Regions from separate parts of the Mus musculus genome. Here region 1 is linked to region 2. Evidence: chromatin loops called from intact Hi-C (ENCODE). Cell type or tissue: left cerebral cortex. All regions are shown on one strand. Each heading gives the region's core, and the rest is flanking DNA. Links, peaks and the distances in the headings are about the cores only.

Evidence for each region. Peaks named below come from ENCODE experiments on the same cell type or tissue, not always from the same donor. Only the 100,000 strongest peaks of a DNase experiment are listed, where the experiment ranks them.
Region 1: it touches region 2 in a loop (3-fold over the local background); 1 of 42 quality-filtered maps calls a loop at or near these places.

The regions. Positions count from the first base shown.
Region 1 is chr19:25,503,566-25,511,888 of GRCm38, reverse strand. Dmrt1 (doublesex and mab-3 related transcription factor 1) reads right to left here and starts at 6,183. Exons shown (of 5, transcript NM_015826.5): 1 at 5,688-6,183; 2 at 2,026-2,209. The coding sequence starts at 6,035. In left cerebral cortex, for the core only: no CTCF peak of the experiment used is centred there; a DNase peak (open chromatin) is centred at 311.
Region 2 is chr19:25,668,976-25,677,298 of GRCm38, reverse strand. It overlaps Dmrt2 (doublesex and mab-3 related transcription factor 2), which reads right to left and starts at 4,888. Exons shown (of 4, transcript NM_145831.3): 1 at 4,541-4,888; 2 at 3,323-3,883; 3 at 1,646-1,748. The coding sequence starts at 3,847. It overlaps 2610016A17Rik (RIKEN cDNA 2610016A17 gene), which reads left to right and starts at 5,060. Exons shown (of 2, transcript NR_045347.1): 1 at 5,060-5,221; 2 at 5,854-6,165. In left cerebral cortex, for the core only: a CTCF peak has its summit at 3,375; DNase peaks (open chromatin) are centred at 3,795, 4,514, 5,091, 5,423 and 1 more place; H3K4me3 peaks cover 1,164 bases.

The DNA of each region.
Region 1 (8,323 bases), core at 76-8,075, 170 kb after region 2:
CATCGCTGAGCTACCACTCCTTCATTCACTGGGATGTAGTCGCATGCATCACCATGCACTGGGAGCATGGGCACCTTTTTCTTGGCTAACTACAGTGACAGAAACGTAGACACACGTACCTGCTTCTTTGAGACATGCTTACCTTATTCCATGCAACAGCCAGGACTCATAGGAAGACACTTGCCCCGCCCCCTCTCCCCCACCCCCCCACCCCAGGAACCCTCTCCTTAAGATGTAGAAACAAGAAGCCCAGCGAGCTTGAAAAGCTTGTCTAAGGTTGCACAGCTATGGACGGACTCATCCATAGGGAATGAGTCATGCCATCCCACGCTGGTCAAGCTCAGAGAACAGCAATGCCTGAAAGCTTGATTAAGGTGGTACAGTGCAAGGCTGGCTTTTATGGGGTTTCACTGGGTTTCTACTGTGGCTCTCAGTAGGCACAGTGGCTCCCCTACCCAAAGCTTCCCTTGCTGGGGTTTCAGGTATCTGAGGTCAAGGATGGTCCAATGGAAAATTGCAGAAATAAATAATTTTTTTTCAAGACAGGGCTCTGCGTAGTCCTGGCTATCCTGGAACTCACTTTGTAGACCAGGCTGGCCTCGAACTCAGAAATCCACCTGCCTCTGCCTCCCGAGTGCTGGGATTAAAGGCGTGCGCCACCACACCCGGCAAATAATTTTATTTTGTTGTTACAATTACCCTAGTTATTGGCTGTTATTAAATATCTTACTAATTTACAAACTAAATCTTGTCACAGGAATGTAGATACAGGAAAACATAGTGTGTGTGTGTGTGTGTGTGTGTGTGTGTGTGTGTGTGTGTGTGTGTGTGTTTAGTACGTTCTTTAGCCTCAAGCACTTACCTGGGTTTTAAAACATGCTCCACAGATATGGGGCACTACTTACTTAATTGCCAGAAACTCCTAAATTCAGAAGAATATTAGCAGGTTTCTTAAGTATCCCTGCATTCCGAACCAATACCATCAACCTCTTTATTATCTGTTTGTGTGTGTGTGTGTTAGTGTGTGTGCACGCAAATGCCCGTGGACACCAGGAAGGGGCCCTGGATCTTCTGGACCGGGGTAACAGACAGTGGTGAGCTGGCTGGGAACTGAACTCCGGAGGAGCAGCAAGCGCTCTTACCCTCACCCCACTATCAACTATTTGAGGGACAGAATTTTTTTTTTTTACTGTGGTAGTCCTGGGCCATATGTGGCCAACTGAGAACTTAAACCATGGCTAGTGCACTGGAGGAACCAGAGTTTCTCACTGTATGTCAGTAGAATAGCTTTAAACCGCAATGGCTGGAGGCTTCTACAGCAGACAGTGAGTACTCGCATCCACCACGGTTCTCTGGGCTTTGTTGAGAATCCTGAATTCTGAGGCGGATGGACTGAGTTAGACTTCCCTAGTTCAACCAATCTGGTCAGTCAATTAGCTCCTCCTTCAGTGGTCAAGCAGGTTACAAAGAATTACTACCCCTACCTTACACCAACCCTGGGGTGGGGGTGGGGTAATGAGATGAATTTGCATATATACGGCCCCAGGAATGACCCTTAGCACATGGGGGGGGGCGACACATGCCAGCACACATGCCCCCTACATTCCTTCTCGGACTCACTCAAATGTGACATCTAGGATTTACCTCTTCAGACCCTTTCTGCTAAGAAGTGTAGTCCTTCCAAGAGGAAGAGAGAGCCAATTCCAGGAAACAGGGACCCTGAGCTCTCACCCAAGGGGACCCCCATCATGGACAGAGATGGTACATGGACAATCTCCCATCTCCCAGGTCATCTGGGATCCCTATCCTTCACACTGATCAACAGCTGCTTACGCTCTGCTTCTGGAAGGTCTGAGCATCTTGGGAAGCAGCCAAAGGCCAAACAGCAGAGGCAGAACCCTTCAGGAAACTCCTGATAAATTCACGTGGAGCTGGGGTTGTGGGGAATCCTGAGGCTGTTCACATGCCTACCACCCTCTTTCTTTCCTTGGCTGAGTCCCATGGGAGCCCACACCCCTTGGTTACCTGAGGCAGCGGGGGTTGGGGTGCTGGCCGGTGGGGGCTGGGCAGAGCTGCTGTTCTCGGCCATCAGGCACGGGTTGCTGGCATTATTCTCTCTTTTGACCAGGAGCTCGGCTGCGCTGGGCAGCGGAATTGGGTGGCTGATACCCAGTTCTTCTTCCTGGGCCTGCTGTCTTCTCAGGGCCACCTGGAAGCACAGACAGCAAGTCACACTCCAGCAGAGCACACTCACCTGCAGAGTTCTGCAAAACGACGTGGAAGAGAGGTCTCGTTTCTGCCTTGTCCTCCACTCACCTGGCTCCCTGGAGGCGCTGGCTAGTTTTACGTCAACCTGACACAAGCTGAAGTCACTGGATAGGAGGAAGCCCCAGCTGAGAAAATGGACTTGGTATGATCAGACTACAGGTAAGCCTATAGAACACTTTCTCAATTAGTGACTGATGTGGGAGGGCCCAGGCCATAGGGAGTGGTGTTAGCCCTGGGCAGGTGGTCCTGGGTTCTATATTTTTAAAAAGCTTGCTGAGCAAGCCATGGGGAGCAACCCACTAAGCAGTACTCCCTCATGGCCTCTGCATCAGCTCCAGTTTCCAGGTTCCTGGCCTGCTTGAGTCCTGGCTTCCTGCAACAATGACCAGTGATGTGGAAGTGTAAGCCAAATAAGCCCTTTCGTCCCTCCCCAAGTTGCTTTTTTGGTTATGGTATTATGTCACAGTAATAGAAACGCTAAGATATTAGGTAACTATAATATGCCACCCTGGAAAAACTGTGGAGTAAATGCAAAACCAAGAAAGGTCTTGAGGCCATTCACTCCTTCATTCAATACACAGGTTAAAAAAAAAAAAAGCCACTATATTGGGTAGACCAACAGTGACATCAGGTTAGACCCAAGTTCCTCATCGTTTAGGAGAAAAAGGAGCCATTGTTGTTTAGGAGAACAAGCAACATCAACACAAAATGTGCTAGATTCCCTACAGAAGAAAATGCAATCAAAATATCTTTAAAACAGAGGTAAAAAGTGTGTCAACAATCCCAGCATCTGGAAGGTTCAGAATCGAGAGTTCAAGCCAAACCTGCGCTATGTGTCAAGACCCTACCTGGAAAACGAAAAGCATCATGAAAAATCTACGCATCCTACAAGCAGCGACAAGCAGGTTTCTAGCAGAGCTGTAAGCATGGGATGAGCAGGGGTTGAAAATGCCAGGGGGAGGTCAGAGCAATCTGGAAGGACAACACCTGAGGGACCGCTGAGGAACCCCTCAAGAGTCCTTTCCCAGGGCAGGATGGCTCTAGCAGAGAAGGGATCTGGTGCTCGCATCCCTGGAGTGTGAGTGGCTCAGACAGGAAGGTGGCCTAGGACTGGAGGGAAAAAAAAAAGAAAGAAAGAAACAACCCAACAGGCTTTTACCAAGCTCTGCATGGTCCTTCTTCAACTTGTCTTTTAAATAACATTTGTTAAAGGTTAGGCCCCTAAAAGGCCAAAAGAAAAGAAAGTCTTTTGTTTTGACATGTAACAAAGCCAAAAGACTTTCTCTGGAAATTGACCATTGATGATCTAACACTCCCAAGTGAAGTACCAATACCTCAGAGACCCAGAGCCAGGAAAGAGTAAAGGTTAAAATCTACTGTCCAAGTTTAACCAATCGGGAGGTTTCACTCATAAAGGAAGCTCTAACCCTGACCGTGAGACCTTAAATAAGCAGTTGTTAAGACTAAATACGTTTAACTCTTACTTAGGTTTGTTTTTTGGTTTGGTTTGTTGGTTTTACATTGTATACATTAACCAAGAGCCTTGGAGATAGACTAGCAATGGCTTTGGCCAGGAGAAACTGGTACCACAGCAAAGGACTGAAGTATATCAAGACACAAACTGCATGCCCTGGCATACCCCAAATGTACAGCTTAGACATGCCATAAATGCACAGCTTTTCAAAAACCTTGTTAGGAAATGGTTCTTTAAACAGGGAAGAGGGTAGCACCTGGTATTTTAAAAGCATTGATTTTCAACTTATGTTTAATGTCTATTTCCAATTATTTGCAAGTTAGCAAAACCCATTATTATCTGGATTTGTAATCTTGAATTGCTTTTTGTTTTTAATTCAGCTTTTAACCTCAAACTCAGCCCCCTAATGAAGGAGATTCAAAATTAATGTCCCCATTTGAATATATATTTTATTCATTTGAGGAAACCCTTTCCATCTGTACTCTTCACACTAAATATGTAATCCAACTATTAAGTGTTCCTAATATTTTTACCTATAAGTATAATTTATAAGTCCTTATGTTTTATAATCTTGCAATGCTTTCAATATAATGTGGAACATATTCTTCTCATTCATTACAGATTAAGATAAAATGTCTTTTAAGAAACTAAAGAGAACTATTTTTTCCTTTAGCTTTCGCAATATGTGAAACCAAAGTATATATAATTTTAGACATATTTTATAAAGTGTGCCACCCATAGGGGTGTATAATCTGTAAGCGTTTGTGGAGTCCTAGTCAACTTTCTCATCTACATCACTTTCAAAAGATGTTCTTAACCAAAAGTACTTCGTCTTTAGCAAACATTTCTTTGGTATCTTGATTTTAAATAGCCTGCCTTAAGATGAAACATCATTCAGGGGGAAAGAATGTATATTATTGTCTTCTAAAGACCCTTTGGGATGCCGACGTTTAACTATTTCCGTCAAGCTGCTAAATTACTAGCCTGCTGTTCAAGCTACTTAAAAAAAAAAAAATGAAAGAAAGGAAAAGACCGATCTACAGGTCTTCAAACTGGCACCTTCCCTACACCTGTATTAAAAAAAAAAAAAAAAAAACACTTAAGCATAATTGAACTTCGATAACTTAGGTCGCGACTACAAATTTGTAAATGCTAGCATTTTCAAAATGGCTGAGACGCTTGCCCGGGTCCGCGGGGCGAACCCGGAAAGTGCGCCAACTGATGCGCGAACACGCTGTGCTCCCGCCCATCCCGAGGACTTTTCCAGAAAGGCCCAGGAGCAGCACCTTCCCGCGCCACCTGGGTGAAACCTGGCCCATGAAGCCAGGGACCCTAAGGGCCTGAATCCCCGCAACTCAATGTCTGTGTAACGAGAGGTTCGGGGCTATGGAGATTCTTCCCGGAGGAGCGAACCCCTCAATTTTCAGCTAGGGAAGTAGTTTAAAATCATGGCAGCTCTCCCAGTGGAGCAAACCCCTCCAGTCTGCCAGCAAAGTTTGAATCTCGGGACACCCCCACCGACGCCCAAACATTCCTGGTCCCGGGGTTTTCTGATTCAGGGAATCTCGCGACTCCGTTCGCAGAGCGCCCTTGGAGACTATGGGGGCCCAAGTGCGTGGCGAACCCCGAAATTCAGCTGGAAGACGAGGTCAGAATGAAGAGAACCCCGTGCAGAGTTAAATACTGAGCCACTCGTCTACCGATGGCGAGGGTGCACGTGTGCAGCCCGAATCCCACTTCATTGCTCGGAACAACCCCACCCCCACCCCACCCCGCGCCGCAAATCCGCGGGATTCAAGCAGACGGAACCCGCAACCCTCCATCGCCGCCCCACCCCCACCCCGACCCCGACCCCGGCGTCTGGACCGCGGCTCGCCCAAGCCGGCGTCCGTCGATGCTCCCCCACCCCCGCATCTTGCAGGCTTCCCCGGGAGCCCGGACTCACCTGCGCGGCCATCACCCGCTGTCGCTCCGCAATCAGGCTGCACTTCTTGCACTGGCAATCCCGCCACATGCAGAAGCGCTTGTGGCCCTTGAGCGGCGACGCGTAGCCGTGGTTCCTGCAGCGAGCGCATTTGGGCAGCCTCGGGGACTTCTTGCTTCCAGAACCCAGGCCCGACGGCCCGGAGCCCGAGGCACCTCCGCTGCCCCCCGCGCCCGAGCCTCCAGCCGCTCCAGCCATCGCCCCGGCAGCTTTGCTGTAACCTCCGGCTTTGCCCTGCGGCGGGGCCCCGGGAGCGTGAGGAACCTCCGTCGGGGTAGAGGGCTTGCCGAATGTGTCGTCGTTCGGCATGGAGCTTCGTCTCCCGCTCCCGGATCCACCCAGCCGGCTGCCTAGAAGGCGCGCAGGAGGCGGGTGCACCGCAGCTGGACCTGTAGTCTAAATGAAGAGCTCGGGGAGTGGGTGGGGGGTTGTACCTCTTTTCTTTTTTCTTTTTTCTTTTTTTCCCCTTTTGGCGCGCCTAGCCCAGGACTTTTGGATACTTTTCAGAACCTTCCGAGGATTGCGTGGGCGGGAGAGGGCGCTACGCGGCGTGGCCACGCCCACTGTCCCCCAACTCCATCCACTGCGCTTCTGCTGAGTGCAAGCTTGCACCAGCTGCAAAATTGCTACAAACCTCAGCCGTGTGCAGCGCACCAGCACGAGGAACTCTCTCTGCGCGCCCAGCTCCAAGGAATTGAGCTGAGCGCCAATGGTTGCTTGGAGGAGGTGCAGACCACCCTGTGTGGTCGACTAGCTCCCTTCCCTCACCCCTAACGCCCATAGAGGCCTCTTGGCTAACAGAGACTGGCAGCAATTTTCTTCCCCCCACCCCCACTCCCACCCTCTTATTATAAGAGTGAGACAGATTGAACATCCAAGAAAAGCCGGAGTCTTGTGTTTTTGCAGTTCGTGGGGCTCACGCGCCCCAAAAGTTGAAGGCCTGGGCTTTCTGCCTCCCACAGCCCTGTTTATTTGCTCTCAGGATTTCTACCACCTGGCTCCAGATAGATCAATGTGACATTAGGTGGTTCCCCTCTAGCCTGCTTTGCCGTTTGCTGTAGTAGATAGCTTTTGCCTCTGATGCAACTTCCTTTAAGGACTCTGCAGGCGTGTGGATCTCGGGCATTTCAAAACTAAATGTGACTAGGCATACTGTCATCTCAGCACCTGGAAGGCTGAAGCAGAAAATCCACCGTGAGCTCAAGGCCAGTCTATGGCCACGTAATGAGTTCCTGGCCGTTTAGAGTTATAAAGACCCTGTCTTGGAATACATAAGTAAATAGATTTTTAAAATGGAAGAGAGAGAGAGAGAGAGAGAGAGAGAGAGAGAGAGAGAGAGAGAGAGAGAGAGAGAGAGAAACTGAACTGGTGCCAAGCAGCGTGACAGAATTTGTAATTCCCTCACTGTGGTAGAGGCTAAAGGACCCTAAGTTTGCGGTCAGCCTGGGCTAAGTAGAGAGATCCAGCACCCAAAATTAAAAACAAACAAAATGTGAATCTGGGAGAGGGATCATGCAGATGGAAACATTACTCAAAACTCATTCCATGCTAAGATCTATTTTATTGTATGGAAATGAACGTCACAACCCAACCCCCATCCCCTGCTCCATCACTCTGGAGCCTTTCCTAGGTTTCCCACCTGCTCTCTGCCAGTGTCCTCTGTCCTCTGGCTTCACTTGGGGGAGCAAATGCCCTCAAGATCAGCTCAACCAATGTCCAGATTCCTGTGTCTCTCAAAGTCTGCACTCCCCAATAAATCACTAAATCAGAATGTCTAGCCTGGCAGCTAATATCTGTTATCTCAGCAACTGAGGAGTTGTGAATTCCAGGCCGGCCTGAACTACATACATACAAGATGAAGTCCAGTACAGCCCTACCCCCTACTCCCAAAAAAGTCTGTGTCTCTGCAGGAGCCTTCATTGGGGCTATTTCTTTAGTCTTCTGGTGTATTCCTGGCATACAGCCCCCTGCCCCTGAGGGCTATGGTTGGGTACTGTTTTCTACGTGAAAAAACAAAAGTTTGAGACCGCGGTTTTTCTCTGCATCTCTTAGCCTCTGACCCCCTTCCAGCTTGGACCAGTACTGGCCTCTCTGGCAAGTGTCTCATCTCTAGGCTTGCAATTACATGTGTACCATCAGGAGACTGTCATTGCAACCCTCCTCTGCTGCGTCTTACTAAAGTCCACACTCATCTTCCATGTTAGGGCTGTTTTCCCAGATGAGCACAGCCTTGGCTCCTCACAGAAAAGGCTACCTAGTAGCCGTGCCTTTTTAGCAGTTTGGCATGGTCAGGCACCTACCTCTGAAATGCCCTAATGTGCCTTTCACATTCCAGTTCCCATACCTATTCCCTCTGTGCGAGTTCTTCCCATTCCCATTCACTGTTTTAAAAAAAAAAATTTCAAAAAGAACCTTCTAGTTTTACAAAGAACTTTACGTGAGATGCCAGGAGAACTCCCCTTCAGAAAAGGGTCCCCATGCAACCATTCACCTACCTTAGAGCTTCTTAAAGGATAGTCACTGCATCAGTCAAAAATATGCCTGTCCAGTAAAAGCTTGTAATCCCAGCTACTCTGAAGACTGAAGCAGGAAGATTT
Region 2 (8,323 bases), core at 47-8,046:
GATTATTATAAAAGATATCTATACCTACAGCTGACGCCACTTTTATTTTCTAAAGATGTCTCATTATGTACACATTGTTACAGCTGTAGAATAATCCAAGGAGAACTAGGAGAAAAAGAAAAAGAAAGTTAAAGGAGATTAGGAAAGAGGGGGAAAAAAAAGAAGAAAAGACTTGAGGATATAGCGAAGTGAAGAGAAAGTTAACTAGCCCAAACACACAGCCACACAGGGAAACTAACAATTTAGCCTGGCTTCCTCTTGACCTCCAGAACAAACAAAGCAAGGCAAAACAGTGGGGGTGGAGGGGAAGACCCCTCCAGGTCACTGGCAACAACAGGTCTCCAGCATTCTTTCCCCAAGTTCATTCACAATGGCCAAACACCTAAAGGGCTGAACAAGCAGGTCGCGGGGATGCAGATGGAACCATGCACAGTCCACGAACAGAGGCAAAATCAAAAGCCAAAATCTAATACAACATAAATAGAATGTTTACAGTACTTCTCTGCTCCCAAACACTCACCCACAGGTAGCAGATTTTTCTGAAGAAGCTAGAGTAGAGCTTGTGTTTACCCAGTGGCAAGCCCATTATGCTCATTTGCAAATAGAATAAAAGTGGAAAATGATTGTTTCCACTAGGCTAAGTGTTTGGCAAAAAGTTATTTACTTGAGTTGACTTTTCCATTGAGACGTGGAGTGTCTCAACTTGCTTTGGCAAAAATCTCAGTTCATCAATGAGGTTCCTATGCCTGTAGATGTTTGCAGGCTTTGTAACCAAACTCACTTTTGAGTCCTCAGGAACTCTTTCTAAGGTCAGAAGTGCACAGCACAGGCTGAGACACACACTTTAAACCTGTCCCGGATCAGCTAAACTCAGAAGACTCACAGGAAAGGAAGAAAAGAAAAAGAAATCCTCAACTGACCGCTAAGCCCTTCTTTCTCTAAGCTGAGCTGTAGGAAGGGGTAGTTTAAAGCAGATCAAAGTGGATGTAGCTTCACTTTAGATAAAGGGAAAGGAAAAATGACAATGGCCAGTGCAGTGCTTAGCCCATCGATAAATAAACTCCATGCTTTAGAAAATCGTCACTATTTTAAGAAAAATGAGCGTGTCTCTAGGGCTTGTGGGAAATGAAGGCAAGGGGAGAAGTTAACTAGCAGCAAGCAGTTTGCTTGTTTGGTCCAAAGCCTCTCCCAGTCTGCAGCCTTGACTGACAGAAGCCATAAGGTAGAAGTGTGGAGAGGTAACAACCGGCTAAACTTCCAAAGAGGAAAAGCACGCTAAAGAGTGAAACCTGAGGCTAGAGGAGACGCTTGGTCACAGTAGCTATAACCTTACTTAGTTTACTCTGCCCATTAAACTCCTTCAATAACTAAGAGAGTTGCGGGGGCGGGGGAGGGGGGGGTGTTCCAGGATCACTTGACAGTGAATTTTTCTATGTCGCTCACACTTGGGTAAATTTCACCAGGTGTAACAGCGGAGGATAATACTGTCTTAGTGGCCAAAATCTCTGTGAGTTTTTTGCCCCAAGGAAAACTTCTAATGAAAATTTGCTCCTTCCTGGGCTAATATATAGATCATGCATGGAAATATTAAGTATCTCTCAACTCGGTTTTTAAAAGCCAAAGGACAACTTGAAGTTATATTTACCTTCTAAAATGCTTTTGGCCAGCAAACTCGGCGCCCTGACTTGCCTCTGGTACACTGCTTTCCGATCGAAATTGTTCTGTTTCCCAGAAAGCCCCTTCTTGTCCTGTAAATTCAAGAAACAACTGTGAGGAGCAGCATCCAGAAAGCCTCTGAAACCACCCCAACCTTTAACGCATTTGTTTTGCCAACTCTTATGAGAAAAAAATCATTCCAAAATAATTAACGGGAGTGCCTCTTAATCTCACGAAGCTGAGAACACGTGTAGAGAGGGAGGTGAGACCCACAGTCAAGGAGACTTTAAGAACAGAGCCTAGAAAGATTGGGTGGGGGGATGGTTGCCTCCTCAGTGTGAAAGTGCCCAGGCTGTCACCCTACCTTGACACTGAGGCAGAACTTGATGCCCATTAGGCAGAATATTAACTGCCTCTGAGGACCAAAAAAAAAAAAAAAAAAAAAAAAAAATACAGGGTGGTTTCTCCCCTAGGTGGAGTAGACACTATGGGGTGCCAGAGTTTGAGGGGGGTCTTCTGTATTTATCTAGTTCTCTGGAGGAGGTGGTATACGTGAAGGCAGAAAAAAAAACTCTTAAGGGACACCAGCCTGGGAGTCCTCTGGTCACTGCCAGGTTACTCCCAACTAGCCCATCTAGGAAAGAGGTTGAACCCAGAGCCAGGGCCATCTGAGGTTCCCCAAGCCCGTCTGGTGAGTTTGAGCAGGTTCCCTTTGGAGTCACCCACTATATTCGGTGACCTAACTACCTCCCAGCACCTATCTGCAGGGGAAGTCAAATCGAAAGTTTTCCCGGGGAACCCGGGTAGAAGATCAATTGCAGAGCACTTGCCTAAAGGCCACCTCGGCCAGGGAAAACAATCAAACAATCACAGGAATAACGATAACAAAGAATTCAACATTTTGCCTAACCTCAGGTCTGAGAGGAGATTCTGTGAAACCTGCATCACTTCCCCCAAAGCAACAAGAGGAAGTATAAACTCCAGGGTTCAAAAGTCTCTCTAGGAGAAATCCTGACTTCTCACAACAGAACCGCACCGCACCGCACCGCACCGCACCGCACCGCACCGCACCGCACCGCACCGCACCGCACCGCACCGCACCGCACCGCACCGCACCGCACCGCACCGTGGGGACTGCTAAGACCTCTAAGCATTCTCTGGCAGGTCACATAGTCAATAGCCTTGGACTGAGGGGCCCTTAACTCCGCTGTCATATTGGTCTCATCCGGAAAATGGGCATCAAGTTCTGCCTAAGTATCAAGGTGGGGCGACACACAGTGACAGCACCGCGTGCTGCTTCATCCTGACTGGACATCAACCGCTCTGTCAACCACCTTCCTCCCTCCCCAACCACCTGCAAAACTAAACCCGAAAATATTTATTTTTATTGACTTTTCCGCGATGTCCCAAATGGACCTAATTCCTTTGCCTCTCAATGCTTTTTGAATAGGAGACTTTTTCAGCACTTTCTGCATCGAAGGCCACGGCTTTCCCTCCGGAACCCCGCAGGCTAGCGAGACAGTGTCTGAACCTCTCCTGCCAGGCGATCTGAGATCGAGGGTCACTGGGTTGTGTGAGTGGAAGCCCAGCTCCTTGCTGTAAGGGACTCCCTCATCCTGCCTGGGCGCGCACCCTGGAGACCTATCCCCAGCCTGTCGGCACCCACCTCTGTGGCCTGCTGCCTCCGGAGCGCCACCTGGGCGGCCATGACACGCTGGCGCTCCACCACCAGCAGGCAGTTGGCGCACTGGCAGTCCCGCCAGCGACAGAATCGCTTGTGGCCCTTGAGACAGGATACCACGCCGTGGTTGCGGCAGCGTGCGCACTTGGGTGTGCGGCTCAGTTTGCGCGGCTCTGCGCCGCCACCGGCGGTGGCACCGCGCTCAGGGGCGGCGGCGGCGGCTGGCAGCGCCTGAGCAGCAGGCGGTGGCCTGGGTGCCAGTCCCCCGGGCTGCTCTGGCCGGCCTGGCACCTCCGAGGACACGCCGGGCTCCTCGCCGTCACCCTCGTCCTCCACATCTTCATCCTCCTCTTCTTCGTCCTCGTCCTCCTCCCCATCGGCCGCCGCCGGACTGGGTTCCTGCGGCGGCGTGGCCCGCAGTGGAGTCCCACAGCTATCTTCCTCCAGGTCTAGGCTTTCCACGTCGATCTCCCAGTCCCCGACTCCCGGGACTGCCTGCCCTTCCGTCATGACACTAGACTGTCGTTCGGCTCGGTTGCCCGCGCGCTAGGGAGACAGAAAAAGGCCTAAAGACCCGTCGCAATTAGGGACCCTCTCTGAGACTCGGCCCAGAATTTCTGCAAGGCCAGCTTTCCCCCTTGAATTACTCAGTTTTCTTCTACAGGCCACACCCGAGATCCACAGTTCAACGAAGCTTGTATTTTACTAATTCTAAGTGGTCTGTGCACCTGACCTTTAACCTGAGTCCTGTCTGCCTTTCCAGACAAGTCACCCACTGACCTTACTAACTGGCCAGTTTAAGCCACTTGTCAGGCTTTTCCACAGCCAGTTAACATGGCCATGATAAATATAAAAATGTCGAAGGTACAACTATCTTTCCTTTTATTACAAGGGACCTTGAAACCTCGTTTTCCAAATGTCTCTCATTGACCTACACCACCACAAAGACTCTAGAGAGGTCTTCTCGTCCCTCCGGTTCCCCTAAACCGATGCTCTATATAGGACACACACAGGGAGTGGGGGACACAGCCATGAAGCTGAAGAAGCTGGTCTGGTATCAGTAGTGCTTGAGCCGCACAAGGTTGAGGGAACTTGATTTTCATCTTTAAGGCAAGACAACCAGAAACAGAAAGAAGCCGTAGTGAAGAGTCACGCCCCGTGCCCTCCCTGGCTCCCGAGCAGCGGCGACAACACAGCACTCACCAAGAACCAGGCTCAGGCTAGCAACCCAGTTAAAAGAGAGCCAGCTTCAGGATCTGTCCCCCGGAGCTGCAGGCAGTGGGAGCAAACAGAATTGGGTCTGAGAGCAGGAGGCGGGAGCCCACTGGATGGCGACCGGGGGACAGAGGCCGGAGGCGAGTCAAGGCCTCAGCAACCTCACCCCGTACATTCCAAATTCTGCAAAGTTCTGTTCGGTCCTCTGCACCCTGGATCGCCTCACTTCACTTCCCACTTCTGGTCCAAAGAGGACGGAAAAGGTCCGGCCCGGACCCAGGACTCCGCCTCAGGCGCACCCTGCTTGCTTTCGGCGCAGAGACACTCACTGCAGTCGGGGACCTGAGCTCCCCTTCCTAGTATTATCCACCACCCACCCCCACCCCGAGCTCTGCGTCCTCTGATTGGTTGGTTTTCAGGCGGTGTGCACGCCGATTGGCCGGAGCACTAGGGCTGAGCGCCCTCCTCCTCAGCCCAGTGGAAGCTTCCCTTTAGCGCTACTGCGCCGCCGGAGTCCACCCGCCAGCCTTCGCTGCAGCCGGGTCCCTGATCCAGAAGCTAAACCTAAAAATGTGGGCAGTGGTTGCGGCGGAGCAGTCGCCTTTTATCTCGCCGACTAGAGAACAAGCTGATTCTCGTACTCTTATACATCGCGTTGTTCTCGAGAAGGTAACTAAGGGGTAGAGATCAGAAAGGTTAGCGTTGATTTCTATCGATGATATCATAATCTCCGGTGTTTAACCATCGACCGGCAGTTGGGCCGAGAGAAGAGGCCACTCTAAAGTGGGCACTCTGGCATCCTTCTCTCCGCACGAACAAGTCCATGTTTATCTTGCTGGTCAGCGCCCAGATGTCTTACAAATATCTGTAGTTTGTGGATAACTCCGAGGTGCAAAGCAGTTCCTTACTTCCATAGAGCTTGCGAGGCAGGTGGCAGCAACGACTACAGCCCATCTACGGTTTCCTGTTATCAGTGGATAGCACAGTCCATTCTGGGAGCAAATAGAAATAAACCACGCCATTAGCAATTTTAGATACAAAAAAATATTCAATCTAAGCAAGCATTTATACAAAAACTTTTAAAACGTAGCAGCCTTTTAGCATGTGTGAATGAGTGATTATCAAGAAAACTAACTTTCTTCTCTCTCTCTCTCTCTCTTTCTCTCTCTCTCAAAATACCCTTCACAAAAATGTTTGAAACAAAGTCAAATTTCCCACGAATAATAGAGAAGTCCTTTAAGCAACGCGACAGTCTATTACCTTAAGCTAAATTTAAAAATCCCATCGATGCTTCTTTAAAGGGTTCTCCTTAAGATCCAGCCCTCCGCAGGAAGAGCGGGTTAGAAAACACATCAGAAAACAGGTTGTCGATTTCCTGGGCACGCGCTACAGTGGCGATGGATATCTGTTGATGGGAGAAAATTTCGGAGCTGATTCTTTTCCTCTAATCCGAACCTGTCAGAAAATTCCAAGTCAACCAAGCTCGCCTAAGTGAGAACAAAGACCAGCTGCCTGCCTGCCTGCCTCCCTGCCGGAAGCGCAGGTATTCTCAGGCCCTTGTGAGGTTGAACGCTTCCTAATATCCAGTTAATGTATAAAGATGACTTTCTATATGTTCCTGTAGATTTTTTTCTTTCAGTGTCTCTGGGGGCCTTGAGGGGCGACTTGTTAGCTTCAAGGCTCCCCACTGAGGCAGCGGGGGAACTAATCCTTGGTACCGGTTCCTCAGCACCCCCTAGTTTCCTCATTTGTGGTCTTCCTTATCTAACTTAACTCGCCTAATTTTTTTTCTAACCTGGGTGGGTGCGTTTAAGTTCTTGACTACAGTAGAAACGTGTTTTCTAACCTTCGTTTTCTCCAGTGATGAAAGTGAGGAGTCCTGAAATTCCCATTGTCCTTCGGGAAAGCTGGGGACCTGGTCAAGAACCTTGGACCAGGATAGCCCTCTGCCCTGAAGGGACAGAGTGAGGAGTCCTCGGCTCTCAGCCGGAAATGGTCGCAGCTGGTTTGCCACGGCCTCTTGGTTATTTGTTGTTCTTGTTGTGGTTGCTTTGTTTTTGTTTTCGTAGCTCCCTAGCTGTCTTGCAACCCTTCAGATGTTAGCACTTGGAGTTAGGGTTAGAGCCTCCATGACAGGATTAGGCACTGGTCTTTTGTGTGTTGTTTTGTTTTTGTCAAATCATGCTGAGTTTTCTTCCACGAGAGCAACACCGAGACACACACACACACACACACACACACACACACACACACAGGAGACAGTCTTCTACCTTTGCAAACAGGCAGTCTGTGCGCATCTGCCCTCCGATTGAAAATGAACTATAACTCCACCACTCTACCCTGCCAGATCATGTGGATAACGGGCTAGGTTTTTATTCATGGCTTGTATAGCCCCTAAGAAGATAGAAGATAATTAGCCCTTCGCAAGTAATTTTAAATATTAACAAAGTTGAGAAAATGGGTTCGCTTGCTACCAGATGGCAGAGAGTAGAGCCGGGAGGGGAGCTTGTGAGTAGCTGTTTCCTGAACTGAAAGTAAACAGGACTAGGGAGCCCAGGAGCCTTTGTACTGGGCCAAACTTTAAACATCACTTGAGGAGGAGACAAATAACATTCCTGTGTATGAACCAGTCAGATGAGGCCAAAACAGGGAAATGGGGTTTGGGGATAGGGAGCCCTAAGACAGGGGACTAGCCCTTGGGAGTGTTATAGGGCAAAGACCAGGCTCTCTATGGTGGGCAGACTAGAAAAGGGGTGCTGAAGAGCCAGCCTACAGGCTTAGCTAGACCTCTAGCAGGTGGATACTCCCCTCTGGGAAGGACATCTTCTCCAGCACCCCAAGGACAGGTGAGGTGGGGGGAACAAAGGGCAATAACTTCATTGCTATCTAGGGATCCCCTTCCCCTCCACTTCATCTCTTTCCTCTGTGTGACCTCCCTCCTTATACCACCATCTGTGAGCTTCAGGACACGCAGCTGTAACCAAGAGCCTGTTGAATTACATCCTCTGGTCTTGAGGCCCTCCAGGGAACCACTTTCCCACCAGCGGCTGGAAAGTGAGATGGCTCTAGCGAGGAAGGTGGGGATTTACCCTAGGACAAACTTCAGGAAGTCCAGGACACTCCCATACTCTTAAGTGAAATTGTGAGTGCTTCTTCGGGGGGGCGGGGGGGGGAGGGAATAAATGGCCATGCCTTTTATTGAACCGCCAACGGATTCCAGAGTTACACAAACTCTTCAGTAAACTAAATGTTCAGGAGAAATAGGGGTGAGGACGCCTGGGCTCCAGCTGCTTATCCTAAGGATTATGCGACTTCTGTCCTTCCCCCCCCCCCCCCGCCCCCCAGCATCTTGGGAAGAGTAACTTCTCCTGGCCTGGCATAGGAAAACTTCAACTAGCAAGGATAGAACAAGTCACACTGTGAGATCTCCAAAGCAGATGTCCAAATCTCCTCTCTTCCAAGGGGGATAGCACTTGCATCCAGCAAGAGCCTGGCTTCTCTTCAGCCACTCTTTAAAAAGACCTTTAAACACACACACACAAATCCCTAAAAGGAGCCTGAAAACCTATACCAAGCCACAAACACAGGTCTTTCCAGTGCTTTCTGAGCTGTCACAAGGCTCAGTTGCAAGCTGTGAAGAGTTGGATTTCTTCCCCTACTGACCCACAAGGGTGAAGATGGAGCATGCCCTGGCTTGCTTCTGGCTCCCTTCACCTAACACACACACACACACACACACACACACACACACACACACACACACCTCTACAC